Linked DNA regions of Mus musculus: region 2 is linked to region 1. Evidence: chromatin loops called from intact Hi-C (ENCODE). Cell type or tissue: left cerebral cortex. All regions are shown on one strand. Each heading gives the region's core, and the rest is flanking DNA. Links, peaks and the distances in the headings are about the cores only.

Region 1 (7,585 bases), core at 1,588-6,587:
CCTACCCCCTCACCATGAGGGAACTCATGACTCCAGAACCTGGGCCATGCCAGGCTAAGGAGAAGTGACATAAACGGCTTCCAACCACCAGCTCTCCTGCCTGGCAGGGTGCCAGGCTCTGGCTAGGTTCTTTCCAGGCCCAGCACCTCTTAACTGCTCACCACTCCCAGAAGAGCCCCCAGGAGCTGAGCCACTCTGAAAGCTCTCTGTTCAGCCCTACTCAGCCAGCCAGCCAGCATTGCCAGGCCTGCCCACGGGAGGCCTCTGCAGGCCTTTGTTGGAGCAAAGCAAAAGCAGCTATGCCAAGCAAGGACCAAGGAGACCCAGCTGCCAAGTGCTTGAGGAAAAGCCTGGCGGGTTTCTACGGCGGCTTGTGCCAGAAGCTCTTGAGGTCAGGGACCCCCATACACCATCTGGATGCTAAGAGTCTGCAGGAGTGTTCTAATAATGGCCTCAGGTCACTCACCCCCAGGTTTGTCCCCTGAGAGGACATCGTAATGCCCCCAAAATGAGAAAGTGCACATTTGAATACAAATGTCACTCTCGGTCAGCCCAGGGTTAGGGTGCAGCCAGGGCTCTCCCATCCAGGCTGACTGACATGGTGCTTCCTGGTGTTCTGGACTCTCCCATCCAGGCTGACTGACATGGTGCTTCCTGGTGTTCTAGAGGAAAGGAGAATACCTTGCCTGGAATCCCCGTGGATGAACAAGAGTTAATGTAACTGGTGCCCTATATTCTCATGGCCTGGATCAAGAACAGGCAAGGCTGGTGTCCATTTCAATGTGATATTAACTCACCAGGGCCAGAGTAAGGTGAGCATGGTACCTAGCTACTATGGAAGCCAGAGCCTGAGAGGAACGTCTAAACAGCCCTGACTACCATGACCTCAGCAGCTCCCCGGTCCAACCTCACCAGCAAGATGGCTGACTTGAGGTCTGTCAGCAGAGGTCTTGATGATAAAGCCACTCCTCTCTAGTTTTAGGAAAAGGACCACCCACACCCTTTGTAAGGGAGTAGAGCTGAGACAGTCTGAGGATTCAGTTTCTAGCCTCCTAACAATCTCTAGATCTTTAGGGACTTCCTCAGGCAAGGAAAATGAAGAGCAGCCAGAGAAAACAGGATTGGATCTTTACGTCCTGTCTTCCTCACACTGTAATCCCAGAACCAAATCTCCTCCAGGGCAGGCCTTGGTACCTTGTATTTGCTTTTCCCAGCTCTCTGACCTCCTGTCTTTACAAAGCCTTTATGACAGATAAACTAACTTGGGGTGACCTGGTGGAAGCAAAGGCAGAAAGGAAGTGAACCCCTAGGCTGGCCCGGAGGCTTGCAGGCCCAGGTTATGTTATTATTAAACGGGATGAAATGCAGAGTCAAGTGCTGTACCGGTCTGGAGGCTGGGAGTGAATGTCAGACGGTCCAACCCTCTCTGCTTCACAGTCTGATGTCCAGCCTTGGCCCCTTCCCTTGGGAATTACACAGGTCTTCACACTGAGCTACCATGATTGTAGTGGACCTAAAATCCCTAAGCTTCAGACCCTAATCAAGCCTGCAAATTTGAATCTTTAAGCAACCCAGGGTAGCCTGGGTCCAGCTCTGCCCACTGCTTCGCCTGAGGGGGTGGAGGGTAATGTTGGCACCGTCACTGCTTTGCCAGTTGTCAGCTGGGGTGGCAAGGCACAATTGAGGACTATTAGTGACTTTGCACCCACCTTTGTCCTGAAGAATGACCGAGAAATCATCCCCCAGGCTTCCTGGGTTTTCAAATACAGGGTCTCACTATGTAGCCCTGGCTGCTCTGCAACATGAAGTCCACCCTCTGACCTTACACTTGTGGCAATCCTCCTGCCTCTGCCTCCCCGGTGCTGAGACTACAGGCATGCACTGCCACTTCTAGCTCCCCGGCTTCTTTGAAGTCGCTGCCCAACCCAAAGCTGTCTGACCCACAGGTTTCTCTGATTGGCAGAAAGCAGGGAACCCCTGTTCTGTGCAGGACCTCAAGTCCTTCCTATGGCCCCCTGGCTTCCTCCACGGTGAGAAGGTAGGCCCTAGCACCAAGAGGCAGGAGAGCGCCTTTCAGCACCTGGACAAGGCCCTCCGGAGCATCCCAATAGGGTCTTTCTCACTCCTGGCTCCGAAGCCAGGGCTGGCATCTGAAGCACCCATAGGCTCTGTCCACTCTAAACAAACAGAGACCTGGTTCACCAGGAAGTGAGAGGGCACTGGGTGGGGCTGGAATGCCCGAGGGTGCAACACAGCTTGTTCCCCGATCTTATGTGGGCCCCCTCCCCACGCAGGCCTTTCCCGTCCCTGCACATTCACGCGGGATGTCATGTCGCGTCTAGATCGAGTGGGGTGGACTCTCCCACCACATGGAGCCCAGACAGAACCGACAACCCCTCCCTAGAATCCCTTCAAGCCCCAACGGAGAAGAACACAGGGTCCTTCCACACCAGTCTCGGAGAGCCCGGAACACGTGTGGGCCACCGGTCCTGGAACCAGAGAAGCAGGCGGGGGCTGCTGCCATCACCCACTTCAGGTCAACGAGCACAAAAGCCGCAGCTGCAAACAAAGAAGCGCTGCAAACTAGCCGGGGAGGCGGGACAGGCGGCGCCGCGCCCCCTCCCCACGCCGCGCGGGCGTGCGGGGCCATGGTCCCCGACGGCGCTCCTACCTGGCCGGCGCGGACCTCCTTCTCCAGCTCCCGGTGGCGGTTGTGCCACACGAGGTAGTGCAGCGGGTACTTGCCCTCGGGCCCCTTCCTGGCGGAGGCGTTGGCGGGGATCATCGCCCGCTCCTCATGCCGGGGCCGCGGCGCCCGGCCCGCGGGGAGGGACGGCGCGGGAGCCCGGGCCCGGGGCCGCGGGGCGGACGGCCGGAGCTGTCTGCTCGCGGGGCTGCGGCTCGGGCATGTGCGAGCGGCGGCGGCGGCGGCGGGCGGGGGCGGCGCGCCCGGCGTGGTGCGGGCGGCGGGCGTCCTCGGGAGGCGGCGGCGGGAGGCGCGGAGCAGCCCCCACCCGCCCTGGGAGGGAGCGGGCACTCGGCGGCACGCGGCCTCGCGCCTCCCCTCCCACACCCCCGCACACAAAGACGCCTCTCGGCGGAGGGAGCAGGGACCCGCAGCTGGAGCGGGGGCGCTCGGGGCGCCGGCCCCGGGGTCGCCGCCGCCGCCGCCGCCGCAGGGACGCGCGCCCGCACCCTCCGGCTCCCCTAAGCCGCATAGCCCGGCCCTCAGCCCGAGCGGACGGTGAGGGACAAGCGAATGCGGGGAAGAGAGGAGGGGACCCGGGTGCGCCGTGCTGGGTTAGTTACAGCTTGGCCCCGCAGCATCATGGGGCTTGTAGTCCGCCTGGTAGAACCGTGCGTTTCGGATGACCAGAGATGGTCTGGAACTGATTTCCTGGAAGGGTGGACAGAGAGTCAAACCCGGCCGAAGCGGAGGCCTTACTTGGATGCCAAGTGGGTTGGGGGCGCCTCCACCCTTTGGCATTTTGCCTTTTGCAAGGAAATGGGGGAGGCTTTTAGGGCTGACCTGAAGCGTTGGGTCGGGGGTCTATGGCCTGCAGAAGTGAGCTTGGGTCCCAGGGAGGGTAAAGAGGCATCTAGATTCATAGTGACTAAAGAGTGACCCTAAGAGAGATGCAGGGCATCAGTACCAAGGGTCACTGAAGCAGCCAGGGGTCTGAGAATCGAAATATTTCTCAAATCTTTGCTCTCTCAGAAAATTAAACCCCAGCTTCCACACATCACGTTGGAAAAGAGAATGTCTAATGAGGCGAAGAAGACAGTCTTTCCCCTACATGGCTCAGCAAGAACCAGGATGAGGTTGAGCAAAGACAGCAGCAGGTGGCATTTCCCCACCTCCATCCCATGTGGGTCCCTGCCTAAGGAAAATGACTGAGTCCAGATTGCCTGCTTCCTGAAAGAGCAGAGAGACAAGCGCTTCCACAAGGAGCCCTTGCAGAGAGTGTGGTCAAAGTCAAATTGGCCTCTGTGGCGGCCACCTGCAAATGGTAAAAGGACCAAGATGCCTTGGGAGAGAAAATGTCAAGAGAGTTGTATTTAAATACCGTAACAATTGCTTGATCTTAAACAAATTGCTTATCCTTCAGAGTTTCTCGGCCCACTCACCTCTAAACTGGGATCAGATACTACCTCATGGGATGAGCTAAGGGTATGAACTGCCTGAAAACGGCCCCTCTCTCCTTCAACCAGCCTGAGACAGGTGGTAGGAGCGAACATGTTGCCTTCCTCGAGCCCACCTCAAGGCAGAAATAAGGAATTCCTGGCCAACCCGATTTAGAACAACAATCTAGAGAGTGTTTGTGTGGGAAGCGACAGCAAAAGCTTGCAAACTCCTTGCGCCCTTCTTGGGTTTCTTTGTGTGTTCTTCTCTCCTGCTTCCTGCACACCCAGTGGTGCCAGGCCCGGGAGGACTGAGTAGACTGCCTCGCCCCTTTCTGCAGCCTGGGAGGAGCCGGTAGGCGTCTCTGCAGCCCAGAGCCGCAGCCCACCTCCACCGCCAGGGGTCAGCAGAGTGTCGTGATTGCAGCCCGAGTTGAGGAGGGGGCTAGAGAAAGGAGGGGCAACTAGGAGAGGCCGCGAGAATGCCTGTACAATTCCTCATTAAATCGTTTTCAAAACCTTGTGTATGATTCCATTTGAGCTGTTCAGTTCCTGGGATGATGACATCTTCGGGGAAGCCAGAAACCCTTCTTCCCCCATCTTCAAGCTCTAAAGCTTGGCTGTGGTGAGGTTGGGGGTTCTGCAACAAAGTTTGGACTGTGTGAGCCAGGGTCCCTCCCAGGCAGTCCCTGAGCCAATAGGGAGATAGGGTGGCCGGGGTGGGGGGACGTGAATCATTCTTCCTCTGCACGCCCTGTATTCCAAGAAAGGAGAGAGGCCAGCATGCATTTAGAGGCTAGGTTGCCCTTTTGCCAGATGGCCGGCTATCACACGAAGCCCAGGTCGCTTTCCCTTTGGTCTCAACGCCCTGGCTGCCACGTGCTCCAGACGCGCCCACACAGCGAAGAAACAAAGGCAGCCAAGCGACGGGGCTGCCAGCAGCTGCCTCGACATTTAATAAATGAAATTCCATAGCTGGGGGTCGATCCGGGGTGAACGGGCGGCCACTGCTCCTGGGCTGCGCGCCCAGTTTCAGCTGCTAGACTGCTTCCCACCTCCATTGCTGCGGCCACCAAGCCTACAGACTCTTGGGTATGAGTGCAGCATGGTGTGGCATGACCACCACCCTTTGCTGGCAGAAGCCCCACCTGCTGAGCTACTGGTTGGGGGTGGGGGGTGTCTGCAAGATTTTTTTTTAAGGTGAGATTATAAATATATCCTGTGGATCACAATTTCAAACAAACTTGTCAATCTGGGTTGCAGCAAAAGGCGATGGAACTTTGCGTGTATTTTGGGTGGTGTGACTCATAAGCATTACTTGTCTCCCCCTAGGGAAGGAGCCTGCCCACCCACAAGTCACTGCTGCTCTGGCATTGCTGGGAGAAATAGACCCACTCAGACACCCCTAACCAAGGACTCCCCTCAAACCTCCGTTTTATTACTGAGCAGGAATCCCTAACACCCAGGAATCTCCCTTAACTCTGCCACCGCTGACCTGCCCCTTCCCCTACGAGCGCGCCGCCGCCCCTCACCCCCCCCCCCCCAACCTGGTGTTGTGTGCTTTTGCCCTCTCCATAAGCTGAGTTCTCTGACAGCCCTTTTGCGGCTGTAGGGGTGGGGGCTGGGCACAAACGGGTCACACGTGTATGGGGGAGCATGCTCAGTGTGGGGTGCACCCACGTGCAACATGCACTTTAGTTCCTTGCTCCCCCCACCCCCGTCTCCATGAGAAGTCCAAGAAAAAAAAAATCCTTACAAAAATTGGCTCCTGTTATAAGCATATGCTTAGGATACATACACACCCGTCGGGCAGCCCGGAAACATCGTTGATGTACACGAAACAGATAGCAAGTTATTACTGGTGCACACAACACTCTTAATAATCACCCAGATTCTTTGCTTTCCTATTTGAAACAAGAATGATGTATTTTTAGTCCCACAGAGAGGGAGTCACAGTTAAGTGACCTCTCGGGCACCTGGCCGTCCATATTGGTGGTAGTGAGTGTACACCGCAGGGATATGGCCACAGACCCACCTGGACACACTGACTTGGACACAGGGGACCAGAACACACACCTCACCCCAACCCAGCCTCTGACCGCTAGGAGCATTGTGCCTGGGAATGCTTCCTGTCCACCCCGATCCCCACCACGTCCGTCTCTCGGTTTTTGGGCCGAGCGTCCCCTGGACCACTCCCCAATCGGAAAGTGAAGGTCAAAGTGCTAGCGTGTGTCTCGGTTGCAGACCAGGCGGGCGCGGGCCGCGGCTCCTTTAAGAACCCCCGTCCACTCCCGCCTGCGCGCAGGCTTCCTTTCTCCGAGAGGCTCAGCCACGGAGCTGAGCGGAGCGCCGGGGCGGGGTGCGGGCCGCCCCTCCCCCGGTGGGCAGGGCTTTCACTGCTTCCTGCAGGAGCGGCCTGGGCCGCGCAGGGGGCGGGGAGAGCGGCGAGCGGCGGCGGGGCGGCGCGGGGCGGCGCGGGGCGGCGCGGGGCGGAGGGCGCCCGAGGGCGAGCGGGCGGGCGGGCACGGCGGGTTCCGGGCCAGCCCCGGGGGCGGACGGTTGGCCGCGCGCGCGGAGCCTCGCCGGGGCCTTGCGGGAGCCGGGCCGGGCCGCAGGGCCGCCGCCGCCGCCCGGGCCCGCCGCCCGCGCCCCCCACGCTGGCCCAGAGGGCTGCGGCCGCGTCGCCGCTGAGGATGTCCCGGAAGGGGCCGCGAGCGGAGGTGTGTGCGGACTGCAGCGCTCCGGGTAAGCGGCGGGATCGGGTCGGGGGCGGGACCGCGCCGCAGGCCGCCGCCGGGCGGGCGCCGAGGCCTGGCGGGAGCGCTGTGCCGGGCCGGAGGGCGGGGCGGGGGCCACTGCGGAGCGGCGTCCTTGGCGGGAGGGCCGGCTGCGGGGGGCGCTGTGCGTTGGAGCCGGTGAACGGGAGGGAACCGCCTCCCACCTCCATCGCGGCATCCAGACGGAAGCGCCAGCCTGGTGTGGCAGGAGGGCTGTGGCGGAGGCCGGCAGGCTGTGGGAGGTGGGCGCTAGGATGGTTTGTGTCATCCCTGCCACCCCCGCGTCTTGCACCTGCTGCTCACATGGCCCGCGTGCCCGCCGGAGCGGTGGAGGGCAAGGGGCCTGGATACGAGCTCCTAGGGAGCACCTGACAGGGGCAGCTACTCTTAAGACTCCCCGCCCCTGCTTCCCAAGGCTGGGGCTGCTTAGAGGGCCCGGTGTTCAGGAACAATCTAAGCATGGGCATCTTCCCCGGAAGCATCTCCAGGCCTGCTGGTGTCTGGGAACATCTAGACTCAGCTTTTCCTGTTCCGGGTAGGCCTGTTGGAGAAGGTGTGCTAGGTATTGGTTCAGTCTAGACGCCGATCCCTCCTGGTCTCTAGCTCATTGGATAGGAGAAAGCGGTGAGGTTGCTTATGCTCCCCTGGTCCAGCTGACTCCTGAGCGAACTGGACTTACACACTGC
Region 2 (7,585 bases), core at 1,434-6,433, 490 kb after region 1:
CACTCCATCTCTGATAGTGTTTCTAGCCTGAAGCGCCTACAAAACTGAGGATTCCCTAGAATTTCTGATCCTCCTGCCTCCACTTTCTTAGTGGGATCACACCCACCTTCTGGAGTGCCAGGATATCAGCGCGCACCACCAGGCTGGGTTTATGCAGTGCCGTCCATTAAACCCGGGGTTCCGTGGATTCTTTGAAAGCACTCCTACGAACTGCGCTGTCGCCCCAGACACTGAGCCTGCCCTGCTTTCCCTCTCCATCCGCAGTGACATCTTGCCATGACCCAGGGGATGTGGAGCACAGCCGACGCCTCATATCCAGCCCCAAGTTTCCCGTGGGAGCAACTGTGCAATATGTCTGTGACCAGGGTTTTGTGCTGACGGGGAGTGCCATTCTCACCTGCCATGATCGGCAAGCAGGCAGTCCCAAGTGGAGTGACAGGGCCCCCAAGTGTCTCTGTGAGTGTACAGTGGGCAGGAGGGGAACCTCTAGTAAGATCAAAACCTGACACCTCGATTGCTGCCTGCCTGCCTTGCAGTGGAACAATTCAAGCCGTGCCATGGCCTCAGCGCCCCGGAGAATGGTGCCCGCAGCCCTGAGAAGCGGCTTCACCCAGCAGGGGCCACCATCCACTTCTCCTGTGCCCCTGGTTATGTGCTGAAGGGCCAGGCCAGCATCAAATGCGTGCCTGGACACCCCTCGCATTGGAGTGACCCACCACCCATCTGTAGGGCTGGTAAGTGCTACCTACCACTCCCTTAAACATGTGCCCCCTCCGCTGCTGCTGCCACCACCACAGTCCGGACCCTAGAACTATTCTAGTAAATCAATTCTGTGTTGAGAATTAGAAGCATTGGCCCATGCCCCTTCCCATTCCCTGTCTTTGCTAGTCTCTGATTTAACATCACCAAGACACTGCAGGAGTAGGTTCTCCCTGGTCAAATCCTTCCCATGATCAGTCCACTTCTGTGCTCCTTGCATTGGATAGTTTGGTCCATCAGGCTCACCCACTGCCCTTGGCCCTCCCCTCTTGTTCCAGCCTCTCTGGATGGGTTCTACAACGGCCGTAGCCTGGATGGTGAGTCCCCATGCTTGAGAGCGAGATGTATGGTCCCCCCCCCCCCACACCTGGTTCTAGCAGCTCCCAGGTCATGGGTTCCCACAAATGAAAGGCAGAGAAGGAGCAGTTTGGGCCTGTCGGGGCATTAAGCTTCTTGTCTACCATAGGCAGCTAATGGGAGCTGGTCTCCAAATGTCTTTAAGAAGGGAGGGGACATAGGTTCCAAGAAATGGGGATATTAACTCTAACCCCACCCACCCTTTGCTTTCAGTTGCCAAGGCACCTGCCGCCTCCAGTGCCCTGGACGCTGCTCACCTGGCTGCTGCCATCTTCCTACCATTGGTGGCCATGGTGTTGCTGGTGGGAGGAGTGTACCTCTATTTTTCCAGGTGAGTCTGGCTTTTCTTCCTATTCTGCGTACCCAACTCACTCCTGGCCTGTACTCCTGACTCACAGGCTCTTTTGTCCCCTGACAGATTCCAGGGGAAAAGTCCCCTGCAACTTCCCCGAACTCATCCTCGCCCCTATAACCGCATCACGGTAGAGTCAGCATTTGACAATCCAACTTATGAGACTGGAGTAAGTATCCACGTGAGCCTAGATACCTCTTCAGGACTGGTTCCTTGATCCCTTGGGTGGGTATGCCTGCCTGAGGGTCCTGCTGAGCCCTCTTATTTTCCTCTGTGCCTTGGGAAGGTGGATAATTTGGGCTTGACAGCTCTTCTCCAAGTTTCCAACTCCCCGCAGTCTCTTTCCTTTGCAGGAGACGAGAGAATATGAAGTTTCCATCTAGGTGGGAGCAGCCTGGGGATGCACACGCAGTCCTGCATCGCAGGCCAGCGGCAGGGCTCCCGGCTCTCTGCTGTCCCTCACCTCCTGTACATACTGCCTGGGAAGAGACACCACCAACCCCTTCCCCGCCTGCAATGCCCACAGTGACCTATTTTCTTGGCACCGCTGTGCCCACTTCGGGCCCTTCTTTGGATTCAGGGGCATCTGCCTCGGGTAGAACGTAGCTGGGACACATTACCAGCAGCCATCATTCTCCTGCTTCTCTTTTGCCCTGGACCTCCAGCCTGGAAGTTGCAGGCTGACTGAGGAGGGGCACTTGTTACACATGGCCACCATCCTGCCTGGCATGTGAGGACTCCAGGAGAGCTGACTTGACAGCAGGGTGCCCCTCACAGGGCCAGCTACCAGAGGCCAAAATTGTTCTCAACTGTGACCTCTTGGTAGTCCTGGCGTGCCAACACCAGCCCCTCAGGGAGGTTTCTAGTCCCTCTCTAAAGGCTCAGAATTGGACAGTTAAGCCTTCTGCCCTGTCCTGGGAGGTGATGATTTAAGAATCCTAAAAGGTTCAGGGACTCTATTCCAAGCTCAGGCTGGGCCCCACTGGATGGATACTCACGCTCCACACCAAAGCAGGACACCCTACGGCTCTCCGGCATCCCTCTACTCTGAGGAGGGAGAGCCCTTCCTTGAAGTTTATCTGGCTGTTACAAATGTCTCCTTCCCCACCAGTCCCTCCTCTGAGCCACTTACCATGTTCCCCCTTCCTGCCACTGTGTTATGGCATGCCAGGAGAGGGCAGCTACATTCTGGAGAGGAGCAGATGTCCAAGGACCCAGGAATGTGGCAGAAGTCAAGAACCCCCAGGAGCAATCTCAGTCCGGACCGAGGCCACTTTGTACATATGATGTATTATATGGGGTCTGGGCTCCAGCCAGAGAACAATCTTTTATTTCTGTTGTTTCCTTATTAAAATGGTGTTTTGGAAAAAAAATCAAGCAGTGTGAATGGTGGTTTCTCGGAGGGAAGGGAGGTGGAAGATGAATGTGACGTGGACCGGCATGCTGAGACCCTCTGGACGCACCAATCAACCATGCCCGGATTTTATGACAGAAAAGATGTCATCTGTAGTTAAATGGGTAACACTGCCTCCAAAGACGTTAGTGTTACAGATGGCAGGTGAAATGAGAGGTCCCAGCGGCTAACGCTGTAGGGATGTGTGAGCTCAGTAACCCCAATGCCTCATTTCCTCCTCTTTGCCAGGGCTAGGGCCACATGCTGGCCCAGCCCCAAATCCCTCTTAGAACCACTAGATCGCTGACAAAACCCAAGGTTGGAAGCACTGTTCCGTCCACTTTTTCCTGTTAAGCGAAGCTTGAGAGATTGGAATCAGAATCATAGACTGAACCCTTGTACATAAGGCCTAGCTTGCCTTGACCTCAGAAAACATGGAGATTGTAAGCAGGAAGGATGGGCAGCTCAGAGGCCCCTGAGACAGGCAAGAGCCCTGCCCATGGGCTCTTTAAAGTGACTGCTGAAACATACATACAAGTAACATTATAAAGACTCAGCAGAGCCAGGCGTGGTGGCGCACACCTTTGATTCCAGCACTCAAGAGGCAGAGGCAGGCAGATTTCTGAGTTCAAGGCCAGCCTGGTCTACAAAGTGAGTTCCAGGACAGCCAGGGCTACACAGAGAAACCCTGTCTCGAAAAAAAAAAGACTCAGCAGGTTGTACTTGTGTATTTAGAAATGTGTATATACATATAAATATTCACATATGTATGTAACAATTTTAAAAGATGTCATGAACTTGAAAAGGAGCAGGAAAGGATATATGGGGGGAGTTGAAAGGAGAAAAAGGAAGGGAAATGATTTAATTATGTTATAATTAAAAAATAATAATTAAAAAAATTGAAAAAAAATAAAATAAACTGCATGGTGGTGGCACATACCCTTAATTCCAGCACTCGGGAGGCAGAGGTAGACAGGTTTCTGAGTTTGAGGACAGCCAGGGCTACATAGAGAAACCATATCTCAAAAAAGCCATAAAATACAAATAAAGGAAAAAAATTTAAAGTCATGACTGGCCAGGATGCACTTAAATTTGCCCCTTCCCTATGTCCCCTAAAGCCTTCTGAGATGAATGTATCTTCCCAGGAGTCAGACAACAGAAAATTACGGCACTCGGAAGCTGTAAGACAAAAATCCCTGAAAGGAAGACTAGCATCCACTAGCATCTTCTGCTTCTACAGTCTTCAGCGGAAAGATGTGGACCAGAAATTCCTCCTAGCCTCTATCCCAAGTCAAGGCGTTCCAATTCGTTCATAGTGCAATGCCTAGATGGACCACAAGAGGTCGATTCCAGAAGCATTTCCATCCCAGCAGCTCTCTTTCTTGAAGTCCCCTTTCACACCCTGAGCTGGAGCTCTCCAAGGTGGCACCAAGTCCTGTCCCAACTAGGCTGACCTCCTCCTCAGGCTCCAAGAGAAAAGTGTGTGGAGTGATTTGTTCCTCTGTCAACAGAGCCAATCTCATTTTCCTCACTATCCCACTGCCCGCTCCTGTTTTCAGCTGCAATGGATGTGTTGACCAAAGCACAAAGCCTCACTCATGGGGCGTGTGCCAGTGGCTTACTTCTCTGTCCAGTAATACCTCCAGGCTGACATAGCAGCACAGCTGTGCTATGGTAGTAGGAAGGAAGCCAGTAAAAGAGGGCATATGAGGTTCCAGCTTCTGAGGTTATGTAGCAGGAAGGAGGCATAAAGCCTGGCTTCTTCCCTTCAAGGAGCCTAGCTCAGCTCTCTCCTCTGAGAGTCACACCGCAGTTCTTTCCTATAGCTGCTAGTCTATTGTTGGCCATAGCAACGGAAGAGCAGCCAGTTTGCATGCATTCTTCACTTCCCCATAACGTTATTCTTTCTAGGCACTAATACAGGGCCGAGAGAGAGAGAGAGAGAGAGAGAGAGAGAGAGAGAGAGAGAGGCAGAGAGACAAAGAGAGAGAGAGCACTAAAACTTCACAAAGCACTAAAACTTCACACAGATATTTATATCCCCTTTGACTTACAGTCCTGACTGTCCTAAAAGAAGGAGCAATAGTTTCTCAGAGACAGTAAACACGGTGTAGGGGACAAAGTCTGACCTGTGAATCAAGAAATGTTTCCTTTTTAGGTTTGCTATAAACTCAATATGCGTCTAAGCAAACCACTCTCCACTCTGTACCTGGAAATGAAGAATTTAAATCAAATAGTCTCTAAGTCCCTCCCAGGTTTACGGGTCTGAGAATAATGTGTGTAGTAACATAAAAATGAGTTTAGGAGATTCCAGGCGTAGTAGCACACGTCGATCCCAGAAATGGGACCGGAGGCAGAAGCAGTCGGATTTCTGTGAGTTCATGACCTATCTAGTCTACATAACAAGTTCTAGGGCTGCGGAGTAAGACTGTCTTAACAGAACGAACAAACGAAAGAAAGAAACGGCAGGACATAGCTGCATGTCACCAGTGTTAATTAATGCCTAGTGGGGTTCATTCATTCGCAATTAGGCAGAGTATCTGTCCATATTGGAAAGTGATAACAAGGGCATAACAGCGCACACCCAAAGAGAGGTATGTCTCTCTGCTCAGAATGCGAGGTGAGGGGCTCAAACTACAAACCCCAGTGTGCAATACGGCAGCTCTCAAAAGTATCCTTTCCCGGCAGGCTTTTCTTCGTGTACATCCTATGGTCCAGTGCAGCGCCTGAAGGCTGAACTACAACTCCCACAATCCATCAGATCCATCGCGAGTCTAACTACCAGAGTGCAAAGCGGTCCCGTTCACCCTTTGAACTCTGCGCGTTGCAAGATGGGGATTGAAGTCAGCTGTAGGCAGGTAGCTGGGCGTTGTCAGGATTACGGACTGTTTGGGCTTTTGACTTCCTCTTTCGGAGTAGTTCACAGGGACAGTGGTTAAGAGAGGGTAAGAACAGCTTGAAATATCTTGGGTTCCATCGGGACCCAAGGCAGCAATGCTCGTGCTAAAATTAGGTGCTGAGAGTGGAAATGAAGTGGAAAGAGCAGTCATCCGATCTGCCACCAAAAGCGTCTTTTTTTTTTTTTTTTTTTGTCGCAATGCTTTTTTTTTCCCTCTTTACCAATATGGCGGCCTAGTCCAGACACACCTGACACTGGAGACAAACAGTCCACTACACCATCCATATGGGTACTGCTGCAGCCGAAAGCTACCAGCTCCATACAGCATCCCACGCTCCTCCTTGGTCGTGACTGAGGACTCCAAGGGCATGGTAGCCCCAAATCTCATTACCAAAATGGCGAAAGGAGAAGCTTTTTTTTTTTTTTTTTTTTTTTGTGCAGGCCTCCAGGTACAACGCGCCTGCGCGTGAGGCGGCTGTGTGAGGGGACGGGAGGGTGGCGACCCAACACGCCTGCGCGGGACCAGAGCCCGTGGTCCGCACACAAACACCAATGGGTGATGCGTCTTCCAGTTCCTGCGGCTGCGCCGTGACCCCTACGCGCTTTCCCAGGCGCCTAAGCGAGGCCTCAGGTTCCGCCCTCCAATCGCAGTACGCCGGCGCACGGCGGAGAGGCGGGGCTTCTGGGCTCCGGGCGAATGCCAGCGCGGCTGCGCGCCGGGGGGTACCCCATCACCGCGGCTGCGCGGGAGCCAGGCCGCCGGCTGTCACTGCGGTTGCGCGCGGCGAGCGGCGATCCCGGGGCGCCTGCGCGGGTGGCTTTGCGGGCGCTCGCGGTAAGTTTGCGCCAAGTGCGCGGCAGCCGGGACGCAGACGGCAGCGGCGGCGAGAGGCGGAGCCCGGGGACCACCCCCCATCATCCTCCCCAGAGTCACCTCACGAACCACAACCTCACCTAACCTCTCACCCCCCCCTCCGGTCCCCCAAGCCCGGGATGGCAGCGCCCGCTAGCCTTCCCGGCCGGACCAGCGGTCGCCAGCGCCAGCTTTAGCCTGTGGGCCTAGGCCCCCGCCGAGGCCTGACCCCCGGAGCCGGGATCCACTGTGCAGCCAGCCGCTGGGCCGGGGCTGAGGGGTTGCTCCCCTCTCGCGGCCCGTGGGGAGGACGCTGCCGTCCCAGGGACTGGGGGCCGGGGGGTGGGGGGGAGCCAGGGCGAGGAAGTCGGAACCTGTGTTGGGAAGAGAGAAGGGGACCGGGGGTCAGAGGTGCCCCCTTCCCCTCCTCCCCCCTCCCCCCGGGGCTGGGGGGGCCGGAGCAGAGAGCGCCCAGCCCGAGAGGTGGATGAATGTGGGAGAAAATGGAGACCAAGACGATCGTGTACGACTTGGACACGTCGGGGGGGCTGATGGAGGTAAGAGTGGCCCTCATCCTTTTCCCCCCAGTGCCAGGAGGGTACCTCCGCCCCACAAAGCCGGCCCTAAGCTCGAAGCGCCAGAGGGCCGGGAAAAGGGGGGGTTGTTCTTCCTCACCCAGTCTCTTCCTCCCCTCTTTGCAATTTGGGGGACTGAGCTTAGCTTCCGAGGACGTCTGCAGCAGTTTCACCTACCAGCCGCCCTCGATTCGCTCCCTGAGGCTTCAGCCCACTCCATTTCATTGCACCGGCAGGCCTCCCCACCCCCTTCTTGTCGGCCCCTTTGTGCTTCCCCCTGCACGTCCGGGTACCAAGCTTCGGGCCTCTCCCGAGCCGGGCTTTGGAGTCCCCCACTGTCCATACAAGGAAGTGGCAAGAAGAGAACCGCGCACCCTCTCCCCATCCCCCTACCCTG

Evidence for each region. A loop is a pair of places that touch in the nucleus more often than their neighbours do. Peaks named below come from ENCODE experiments on the same cell type or tissue, not always from the same donor. Only the 100,000 strongest peaks of a DNase experiment are listed, where the experiment ranks them.
Region 2: a loop joins it to region 1, with 3 times the contacts of the local background. A loop is called at or near these places in 1 of 42 quality-filtered maps.

The regions. Positions count from the first base shown.
Region 1 is chr11:77,486,768-77,494,352 of GRCm38, forward strand. Ankrd13b (ankyrin repeat domain 13b) reads right to left here and starts at 3,275. Exons shown (of 15, transcript NM_001373882.1): 1 at 2,672-3,275. The coding sequence starts at 2,785. Git1 (GIT ArfGAP 1) reads left to right here and starts at 6,645. Exons shown (of 20, transcript NM_001004144.1): 1 at 6,645-6,867. The coding sequence starts at 6,816. In left cerebral cortex, for the core only: CTCF peaks have their summits at 4,518 (motif pointing right) and 6,232; DNase peaks (open chromatin) are centred at 2,065, 2,352, 3,291, 3,932 and 5 more places; H3K4me3 peaks cover 4,954 bases; H3K27ac peaks cover 4,703 bases.
Region 2 is chr11:77,976,208-77,983,792 of GRCm38, forward strand. It overlaps Sez6 (seizure related gene 6), which reads left to right. Exons shown (of 17, transcript NM_021286.4): 12 at 265-456; 13 at 537-734; 14 at 1,038-1,076; 15 at 1,330-1,447; 16 at 1,535-1,637; 17 at 1,806-2,845. The coding sequence ends at 1,838. It overlaps Phf12 (PHD finger protein 12), which reads left to right and starts at 6,609. Exons shown (of 15, transcript NM_174852.3): 1 at 6,609-7,170. The coding sequence starts at 7,105. In left cerebral cortex, for the core only: CTCF peaks have their summits at 4,185 and 4,384; DNase peaks (open chromatin) are centred at 4,223, 5,625 and 6,356; H3K4me3 peaks cover 1,221 bases; H3K27ac peaks cover 1,265 bases.